Regions from separate parts of the Homo sapiens genome. Here region 1 is linked to region 2. Evidence: read pairs that join two places in POLR2A ChIA-PET (ENCODE). Cell type or tissue: Panc1. All regions are shown on one strand. Each heading gives the region's core, and the rest is flanking DNA. Links, peaks and the distances in the headings are about the cores only. Region 1 has its middle 510 kb from the start of LINC01493. Region 2 has its middle 240 kb from the start of LINC01493.

Region 1 (5,393 bases), core at 260-5,259, 270 kb before region 2:
TTACATGGGATTGCATAGAAGTAGAATAGTAGTTAAAAAGACAGAATCAGGGGATGATTTTTCTTTCTTTTTAAGATTGTAGATCATAAAGCAGGTTTCTATCCAGATAGTAGCATTCAAGTAAAGCAAGAAAAGTTGATGAGACAAAACAGAAGCAGAAAATTATGGGCTGGGTGTGGTGGCTCACACCTGTAATCCCTGCACTTTGGGGGGCTGAGTCAGGCAGATCACTTGAGGCCAGGAGTTTGTGAACAGCCTGGACAATATGGTGAAACCCCATCTTTACTAAAACATACAAAAAAATTAGCCAGGCATGGTGGCGGGCGGCTATAATCCCCGCTACTCAGGAGGCTGAGGCAGGAGAATGGCTTGAACCCGGGAGGTGGAGGTTGCAGTGAGCCAAGATTGTGCCACTGCACTCCAGCTTAGACGACAGAGTGAGACTCTGTCTCAAAACACACACACACACACACACACACACACACACACACACACACAGAAAATAAATAAAAAATGAAAGAAGAAAATTATGGATGTGAAGTCCATCAGTAAGTGAGAGGGGATGGGATCCAGTGTACATCCCTGAAATGGGAGTAAGTACGCTCCAGTCAAACAACAGCATGGTTGGTAGAGTATACAGACACAGTTACAGATGTGGGAAGGGATAATTGTGAGTGTTCTCTTCTTAATTGCTTCAATAACGTAATAAGTAAGGTCCTAAGGTGAGAGTAAGGATGAAGGAGGTGTTATTGACAATTTGAGGAGAGACACTGGAAACCCGAGTTTTAGATCACTAGTAAATCAGCTCAGTTGTGTATTTTTCCTAGCTGATTCTCATTGCAACCACAGAAAAAGCCATGTGCTGGATCTTAGCATAGCTGTGTTTTGCTTGTAGACTACAATGAAGAAGAGTACAGTTGGCAGAAGGATTGTGGATATGTGTAAGGCAATGATTATAACAATAAACCGAAATAAAAGTGAGAATATGAGGAGAGGAAACAATAGAAAAATTTCATACAGTCAATATAAACTAGGTTTCTGTGGTGTAATTGTTGTGTGGAGTGACTAGAAGTGGTGAGTTGGAAACTTTGAAGACAGTGAAAAGAGAGTAAGATGTCTGGACCTGAGATTTGGAAGTTGTGTAGTTTTGAGTTATTGGGGAAAGATATAAAACAGAAAACAAATATACACGCAACTGAGAGAAAAGACTGATGAATGGATCATTTATCTTATGTATGGATCTGTAATTGCAGAAATAATTACTGGAATAGGGATGGAGAGTGAAATGCTAAAGTGAATGAGGATTGATAACTGGGAGAACAATAGATGATAACTTTAAAGATAATAAATAAATTTTCTCTTAGGGGGAAAAAAAGAAATTATAGTCTAGAACAAGGCTGAGTAAACTATAGCTTATAGGGAAAATCCAGACTTTGGCCTGTGTGGCCAATTAAAGTAAGTCGTGTGTGTGTGTGTGTGTGTGTGTGTGTGTGTATGTGTGTGTTTTAAAACAAACAAACACCCAAAGGATTATAAATCATGCTGCTATAAAGACACATGCACACGTATGTTTATTGCGGCACTATTCACAATAGCAAAGACTTGGAACCAACCCAAATGTCCAACAATGATAGACTGGATTAAGAAAATGTGGCACATATACACCGTGGAATACTATGCAGCCATAAAAAAGGATGAGTTCATGTCCTTTGTAGGGACATGGATGAAGCTGGAAACCATCATTCTCAGCAAACTATCCCAAAGACAAAAAACCAAACACGGCATGTTTTCACTCACAGGTGGGAATTGAACAATGAGAACACATGGACACAGGAAGGGGAACAGCACACACCGGGGACTGTTGTGGGGTGGGGGAAGGGGAAGGGGGGAGGGATAGCATTAGGAGATATACCTAATGTTAAATGACGAGTTAATGGGTGCAGCAAACCAACATGGCACATGTATACATATGTAACTAACCTGCATGTTGTGCACATGTACCCTAAAACTTAAAGTATTAAAAAAAAGTTCTTATTGACACACAAACAAACAAACAAACAAAAGAAAGAGGAGATGAAGGAGGCAGCAACAGCAGCCACAACAGAGACCATATATCGGCTATAGAGCCTAAGCTTTACTCTCTGGCTCTTTAGAACAAGTTTACCATCCTCTAGCCTAGTAGCAGCAATGAGAAATTCACCTAAGAGTTTAGTTAGGTCTGAAGATATGGTTGGCTATGGAAGGGGATCAATGAAAGCTGCCACTTTGAACGACTGCAGCTAAAGCAATATCGTCAGGTTATGGCTATTTTTAGCTAGATAGGAATATACTTAGAGAAAAATTTTGAGAATATATCAGCATATATAATGATGAAAGATCATGATGAGTTCTAGAATCACAGTGAAATATTTTGGAGTGTATAAAACAGTAAGGGACTTGAATCAAATGAAAGGATGCACTACTACACATGAAGAAAGAAGTCTAGGTAAAGAATAACATATGTTTAAACATCCTGTGATGTATCACTGACGTTTAGTTATACTTAAGATCCCTGGGTTTCCTCACTTTTTTGTCTTCTTATGCAAATCTAGGATTTATGAAGTCATTGTCCAGACTATATCAGTTCCTTTCTAGGGCCACTCATAAGCAGTTTGCAAGCTCAAGATAAGTAACACATTATGAATCTGTAGAATGTGGTAATTTCTATACATGTCCATGCTAATCAAGAAACTATTATTCCTGACTGAAAGAAAACCTGTGTTGGCCGGGCACGGTGGCTCACGCCTGTAATCCCAGCACTTTGGGAGGCCGAGGCGGGCGAATCACGAGGTCAGGAGACTGAGACCATCCTGGCTAACACGGTGAAACCCCGTCTCTACTAAAAATACAAAAAATTAGCGGGGTGTGGTGGCAGGAGCCTGTAGTCTCAGCTACTCCGGAGGCTAAGGCAGGAGAATGGGGTGAGCCCGGGGGGCGGAGCTTGCAGTGAGCCGAGATAGCGCCACTGCACTCCAGCCTGGGCGAAAGAGCCAGACTCTGTCTCAAAAAAAAAGAAAAAAAGAAACCCTGTGTTATTCTTCTGGGTATTTCCCACTCAGTCAGAATATGTTGGTTGAACCGAGTGAAGCTCTCATACACTTAAAAGGTAAATGAAACTTTTCCTTAAATTTTATATAAAAAAATTAAACCTAAAAGTGTTTCAAGAACACTACAATAAGCATCCTTGTATTTATCATCTATATATAATTTTCTCTTTCTTTTTACGCTCTCTCTTCCACCCCCCACTTGTCTTTACCCTTCTTGTTCACATTTTACTATTACTGCTTTCTCTTTCTTTCTTCCTTCTCTCCTCAGCCCTTCATTTTGTGTGTGTGTGTGTGTTTGTGTGCGTGTGTATATATAGACACAGATTTTTGGTTTTTTTAAAACTGAAGTGGGTAGAACATTGTGGTTAATGATAGAACATAAATTCTTAATGAATAAATATTTTCTTCAATATAAAAACAATATAACGTAGCACAATCAAAAAGCTTAACATCAATTCAATAATTCTACTTAGTATTTGAACCCAAATTCACTTTTTCCCAATTCTCCTCATAATATCCTTTATAGATGTTTTCTTTGTGACCCAGAATCTAATCTAGAATCATTTTACTTGTTATGAATTTAGTTCTTCTTTGATCCAGGAGAGTTTTCCCTAGAATACTGTTGCCATTCATGACATTAAAGCCTTGCAAAAATATGCAGTTGAAGTTGAGAAACTACTTTTCCATAGTAGACTCTTTTTGTTTGTTTCATACAAGTGAAAATGTGTATGTAAATTTAGCATACAAATTAAAATGATAAGAGCTGATTGTCTCTATTTTAGTGTCCATTTCGGTGAGAGAATGACACGAAAATAATAGCAGTGGGAATTTTTTTCTGAGAAAGCTGACTTTTGTAGTATAATATGTTTACTGAGTGTAAAAGGTAATATAAGTAATGATATTTAAAGAAAAACATAAATGCTTAATCACACACTCTATCTCCATTACTTGCTTTACCACAAAAACTAAGCCAGTTTCTTTAACCAAAAAAGCAATAGAGGTTTTGCTTTGAAGCAATTTTCTTACTATATAAATCTACTGAAAACTGATTAGTGTGATTTATTGTATGCTTTGAAATATAATTATTTGATTTTCTGTACCGTAGAAAAGCAGTGCAATATAATTATTTGATTTTCTGTACTATGCTTTAGTATGTAAAATTCGCCATGTATTTATCTACCCTGTAATTTCATGGTGTTACAATGTTATTACTCAATAATGACATAGCAATTACTCTATAATTGCCCTATCACTGAATAGTTATTATCACATAATTAGAGAATACATTTTCAAAGATTGGGAAAAAATACGGCAATTTGGGCCTTGTAAACAGTTATTGTAAACTTAAATATATTAGAGCTTGCATATAAAATAAACCCAATAAATGCAATTTAAAATCCTATAAATAGTTAATGAAAGTAGTTGAGGATTAAGTTTATGACAAGTATATAATCTTGTGATTATATTAATGGAGCAATTATTTACTTCTCATTAAAATCTATTAGTAAAAGTGTTATTAATAATAAGCAATAATGTACACAATTAAAAACAGGATCAGGAATAATAAATGATAGTCTTTATTAGTGGGAAAATAATAAATGAAACAGCTAAAGAGAATTCCTCCTCTATGTCATTATACAGAAGTATTATTTGCAAGTATTAAATATGGTAACACTTTGAATAGAAATAAAAATAACTATACATTAAATCATTTGTGCTTCTTAGTTTCTGTACTTTTTTAACTTGTGCTGCATGCTGCTAATATACATTTGGTGACATGATTTCGCTCTAAATCAAAATTCTAAAGTAAATCAACATTTTTACCAGTCTATTAAAAATACCACAGCTCCTCCAGATTAATTATTAATTTCCAGAATATTACATTTTTATTTTTGCATATTACACTAGAAATCTCCTTCTCCTAGGCCATCTATAAAATGTTTCCTAGGAAGATTGATGAGTCTTTTGTACCTGAGTCAGATATAAGAACACTGACATTGTCTGTACCAGAACTTTACTATTTCTTCTTCTGGAAATTCACTGGTAGAGTAACTTTTTCTTTTTTCTTTCTTTCTTTCTTTTTTTTTTTTTTTGAGACAGGGTCTCACTCTGGTCATCCAGGCTGGAGTGCAGTGGCACAATCTCGGCTCACTACAACCTCCGCCTCCCAGGTTCAAGTGATTCTCCTGCCTCAGCCTCCAGAGTAGCTGGGACTAGGAGCACACGCCACCATGCCTGACTAATTTTTGTCTTTTTAAGTAGAGACAGGGTTTCGCCATGTTGGACAGTCTGGTCTTGAACACCTGT
Region 2 (5,393 bases), core at 275-5,274:
AATAGGATGGTGTAAATTGCTCCCATAATTCAATTACCTCCACCTGTCCCCACCCTTGACGCATAGGGATTATTACAATTCAAGGTGAGATTTGGGTGGGGAGACAGCCAAACCATATAAGAAGGTTTAAAGAAATTCTGATTGATACCAGCATAAATATGTCGACTTTTAGAAGATAGAGGGTAAATTACAGTGCTGGAGAAATTGTCCAGTCATGTTTGGAAAAGACAGGACACACAACTGCTTCAGGAATCTTAGTAGCAGAGACTAGTGTACCTTATTCTACATGCTACAAAATACTCATCACCAGCTGCCTGCTTTCTGGCACTGGATAAATTCCTAAAGATTAACATTTCCAGGAGAGAGAGAAGAGGGGGGAGAGACAGAAAGACAGACAGAGAGAGAGAGACAGAGACAGAGAGAGAGAGAGAGAGAGAAAGAGAGAGAGAGAGAGAGAGAGAGAGAGAGAGAGAGACTGACTCATGAGTATAAGAACTACCAGAATTAAAAAGAATAAACTTGGAAAATTCCCCAGAGAACATGATACTGAGCAGATGAAAGCAGTGGCAGTGTACCATACCTCATCATAAAATTAGAAAAATAGTTTCTAAGGAAACTAAGCATTTTGGTAAAAGTTTAATTCACAAATGGTAATATTGCTGGGACTGGTACCCATATCTTTATTTTGTTTTCACATGTCACTGTAGAATTTTAAATTCATTTTTAATAAAAGTAGGGTTTTTATAATGTCCAATTAATGTGTAAATATGTGTAAAACCATGTAAACTAGGCTACATGATTTCTTTAGCAGTAGACATTTCATAAATGTGTTTACACTGCAGTACTTTTTTAAAAGAGGATGTGAAATTCATGCATGATGAACTTGCCTAAAAAAATACAGCAAAGTTTACTTGTTATCCGAAAGTTATTTGCTGTCTTTTGTAGAACTTGACAAATCTGTCTACAAGTTCAAATAATGCTGGGCAAAATTAGTTGGAGAGACAACAGCCAAAAATCTATCTCTTCGAAATTCAATTAAATTTCTTTGAATCATTTAAAAGTGTACATAATTACTCTTATTTCTGTATTTCCCAGTGTTCTGACTTTCCGGATATGACTTTAAAAGTCTCCAGCTCTCTCAGTCACATCTGACTTTATTCTTCAGCTATTTATTTTGATTTTCAGAAAAAAGAGGATTGAGTGAGAAGTGGGATAGTACAGTGGTCAAGAGTGTAAAGCTGTAGTCAGACTGCCTAAGTTCAAATCCCAGCTCTGATGAGTTTTATCTTGGGCAGGTCACTTCGCCTTGTCTGTTAATAAGGATAGTTACAGTTATTGTGAAGGGTTATCATGAAGATTACATTTGTTAATATATGCGAAATTCTTAGAACCCTAACTGGCACATATGTAAACATTTGCTTTTCTCATGTTAACGAAACACATTGTATAATGATTACTCAGTGGGTGTCTGCTGACTGATTGTCTGGCTAGGGATCCACTGGATCCATTTGGCCCTCCGGTTAATGTGAATAGGATTATTAGCAGTGGAAGAGATCTAAATTATCCTGAGTTACCAGCAGGGAATCCATAGGCATCTGCAGCAACTTCAGCCCTTGCGTCCTCAGAAGAAAGAATTCAACCGAGGGGCATAAAGCCGAAAAAGAGATCAGGCAAATTCCAGGGCAGGAGTGGAAGTTTACTTAAAAGGCTTTAGAACAGGAAGAAAGGAAAGTTCACTTGGAAGGGATCCAAGAGGGCACCTGAAGGTTAAACTGAGAGCTGGTCAAGTGTCCGTTTATCCGTGATCCTAAGACTTTTACAGGCTTGCCTCTTTCCCGCGACTCTTCCCTCCTTAGGGTGGGCTTCCCACATGCGCAGTGTGTTCCTCATCCTTTGGAATTGAGCATGGCAGTGTGTGTAGGGAGTTACAGGCAGGCCCATCTGAGGGCTTTCTTCCCTTTTCCAGAGGCGTGTACCTGGAAGATCATACTTCATCATTTTTGTCTCTTAATGTGGATGCCGAGGATGTTGCTTCTGCCTGAGGCCTACATTCAGTTAATTTTTTGATGTTAACAGGTGTGGACCATCAGGAAATGGCCTCTTTCTGGCGCCACAGCCAGTTTATCACTTTTGGAGAGGCAACGCAATAAATTGTGGAATCCACCACCCAACATTTCTAGTGGGTGGTGAGGGGAGAGCCCTCTCTTGCTCCACTCATGTCTGTCTATCTACCTATAACAGGATAAATAAAATATCACAATTAATTTGACACTTAGGAAAATTTTAAGTCACCATTTTATTTTCAAACAATCGTGATCAATCACAGCTTGAATATTAATTTAATCTAGTATAGCAGGTAACCTGAAGTGTTTTCTTAATGTTTTACCCTCTCAATCTTTCTTCTTTTACACTTAGTAATATCCAAACTAACATACTTTTTGAAAAATAGCTGCCCTTTATAGTTCTGTGAAGGCATGGATTACTAAATAATTAGATTTGTCTGAAATATATTGATATAAATTTTACTCCCATCAGATAAAAATAGTTATTTGAATCTCTTTGTTTTATTTATCAGATAATGCCATAAAATTCTGTATATTTATTTCTGAACATATTTAATCATAAACTGAAAAGTAAATAAGCATTGTGAATTTTGTTAATGAAAAGATCTGTAATCATGTGTGGCTGCAACTGCATTGAAGTAGTGGTACAGAGGAGACCTTAGAATGGTGTGATTTATTTAGTTACTTGTTCACTCGTTTTCTTATCTAACAAATATTTATTGAGTATTGCTAGAGGACAGGTGACTCTGGAAGTAAAATAGTTAACCAGATAGATACATTGTCTGTTTTTAGGGAACATCTATTTATGGAAGAAGACAGATAATAAGCAAATACATAAATATGATAATTTTAAATAATGAGAAGTCCTAGGAACAATATATAACAGTGTAATGTGATAAAGGGTGACTGGAAGTGCTCATGGAAGGCTCATGGAAGGCAGCTCATATTTCAGCTTAGGTGTAAGTGATAAGAATTCAGACCTATGAGGCTCTGTGGGAAGAACAGTTCAGAGAGGGGAAGAGCAAGTGCCAAGGTCTCAAAGCAGAGATGAACTTGACATATTTAAGACCTGGCAGCTTAAGCATAGTATTGTGGGGAGAGTAGTAAGGAATGAGACAGGAGCTTCATCGTGTAGGATCATATTATGTGTAGTAACAAATGTGTATTTTAATCTATGTGTAATGATAATTTATTGAAGAGTTTTAAGTAGAACAATATTGCTTGATTCACATTTATAAAAAAAACTATGTTGGCTTTTAGAATAACTGAATTTTATGGCTGTATTATGATTCTCTTACAATTACAAAATGGTTAAAAATATATATGCCTACCTTGACAAACCTTTCTGACCCCAAATGGTTTTATTAAAACTAAAAATTCTATTTCTCCTAAATAGGAGGAATATATGTCCCGAATTCATTTCCTCTCTCCTCTCTAGGATTTCCAAACTTAGCCTGGTAAACTTTTGTACTAGGTAAAACTGGTCACTTCTTTTTTGATATTGTTCAATAAGGCAATGTTTTATGTAGGAGGTAATGCTTTCAGAAATATACAATAATATAAAGTAATGTATTGGTAAAGAATATTAACAATTTTTAAAGCATTATCTTTAACTACTTATGACATCAAGACATCAAGTCAGAATCAGTGAAAGGAAAACATCAAATTATTACTGCTACGCCCACAAAATTTGCAGTGTGTTAGAAAAAATTAGTCTGTTTTTTGAATAAGTTATCACATATTGGAAGTGTGCAAGTAGAACCTACACAAATTGCATTGACATTGAGAGTGTTAAGACATCACCTTTTTGCGCAGTGGATGGAGAGGCAAGAAGTGGCGGGCCATAAGAAACTATGTGAAGAAACATCGAAAGTAAAATATGACACAAATGATCAAAGAGCGCAAACATTTTAGCTAGTTTGGATAGAATATCTAATAAACATATGTCAATATATCATGAAAACAACATATTTGGAATTAATGTAAGTTTTGGTTGTTTTAAATCAATTGTCAGTAATTATAAAAGTTACTTTATCTCTCAAACTTTCTTATTAAACTTAGCAGCTGGCCATGAAAAATCCCAGGCATAAAGTTATATAATTTTTTAATTTATAACTTGTTATAGAGTAAGTGTACTCCTTTCCAAGTAATTCTTTAGGCAGCAGTCAAACCAGAGTGAGCATTTCAAAATGCATATCTTATCAGCAAAGTCTTAAATATTTTGATCTCTTCTCCTTATACTTAACACAAGGAGGATCTGGCTCTACTTGGTATATAGTCCAACTAACTTTGGTAGCCATGTCTTGAACCATTCTTCCTTAATTTTCTGTAAGTCAGACAAAATGGATTTAAATTAGTTTTTCTTGAATGCTGTTACTGGGATATATTTTCTCCTCTCTTTTTCTTTTTAACTCCTATGGGTCATTTAATCTCTTGCTTACAGTTATGTTAAAATACACTTTTGGTCAGGCATGGTGGCTCATGGTTACAATCCCAATGACTCAGGATTCAGAGATGAGAGGATCACTGAAGGCCAGGAGTTCAAAACCAGCCTGGGCAACATACTGAGACCCTGTCTCTACGAAAAAAAAAAAAAAAAAATAGGCCAGGTGGTGGCTCACACCTGTAATCCCAGCACTTTGGGAGGACGAGGCAGGCAGATCACCTGAGGTCAGGAGTTAGAGACCAGCCTGGCAAACATGGTGAAACCCCATCTCTACTAAAAATAAAAAAATTAGCCAGGCATGGTGGCGGGTGCCTGTAATCCCAGCTACTCAGGAGGCTGAGGCAGGAAAATCACTTGAACCAGAGAGGCAGAGGTTGCAATGAGCCAAGATCGCACCACTGCACTCTAGCCTGGGCAACAACAGAGTGAGGCTCTGTCAAAAAAAAAAAAAAAAAAAATTAGCTAGTTACAGTTGTGCATGCTTGTAGTCCCAGCTACTGGGGAGGGTGAAGTGGGAGGATAGCTTGAGCCCAGGAGCTTCAGGCTGCAGTCAGCAGTGATCACGCCAGTACACTTCGGACTGGGCAACAAAGTGAGAACCTGTCTCAAAAGAAACAAAACAACATCCACTTTAATAAGCTGCATGGCATCAAGTCACGTTCGTACATACCACCTATCATAGTGTCTATTTTCCAGTTATTTTTATGGAATTAATATCTATGTATTCCACTAAATTGAGGATCTATGAAGGTAATAGCCATCCCCTTATTTGCTCTATGTGGTATTCCAGCACTGAGTTGTGCCTAGTGTGTACTGAATGAATGAATCATTGGGTATAAAAATTAATGATGACAATGAAAAGAATGGATACGAAGTTTCTTTAT

Evidence for each region. Peaks named below come from ENCODE experiments on the same cell type or tissue, not always from the same donor. Only the 100,000 strongest peaks of a DNase experiment are listed, where the experiment ranks them.
Region 1: POLR2A ChIA-PET joins it to region 2 with 6 read pairs; 2 of 35 experiments call an interaction of 5 or more read pairs at or near these places.

The regions. Positions count from the first base shown.
Region 1 is chr11:39,153,502-39,158,894 of GRCh38, reverse strand. No RefSeq gene overlaps it. Among named protein-coding and RNA genes, the nearest start is that of LINC01493, 510 kb to the right of the region's middle. In Panc1, for the core only: no CTCF peak of the experiment used is centred there; a DNase peak (open chromatin) is centred at 2,612.
Region 2 is chr11:38,886,861-38,892,253 of GRCh38, reverse strand. No RefSeq gene overlaps it. Among named protein-coding and RNA genes, the nearest start is that of LINC01493, 240 kb to the right of the region's middle. In Panc1, for the core only: no CTCF peak of the experiment used is centred there; no DNase peak of the experiment used is centred there.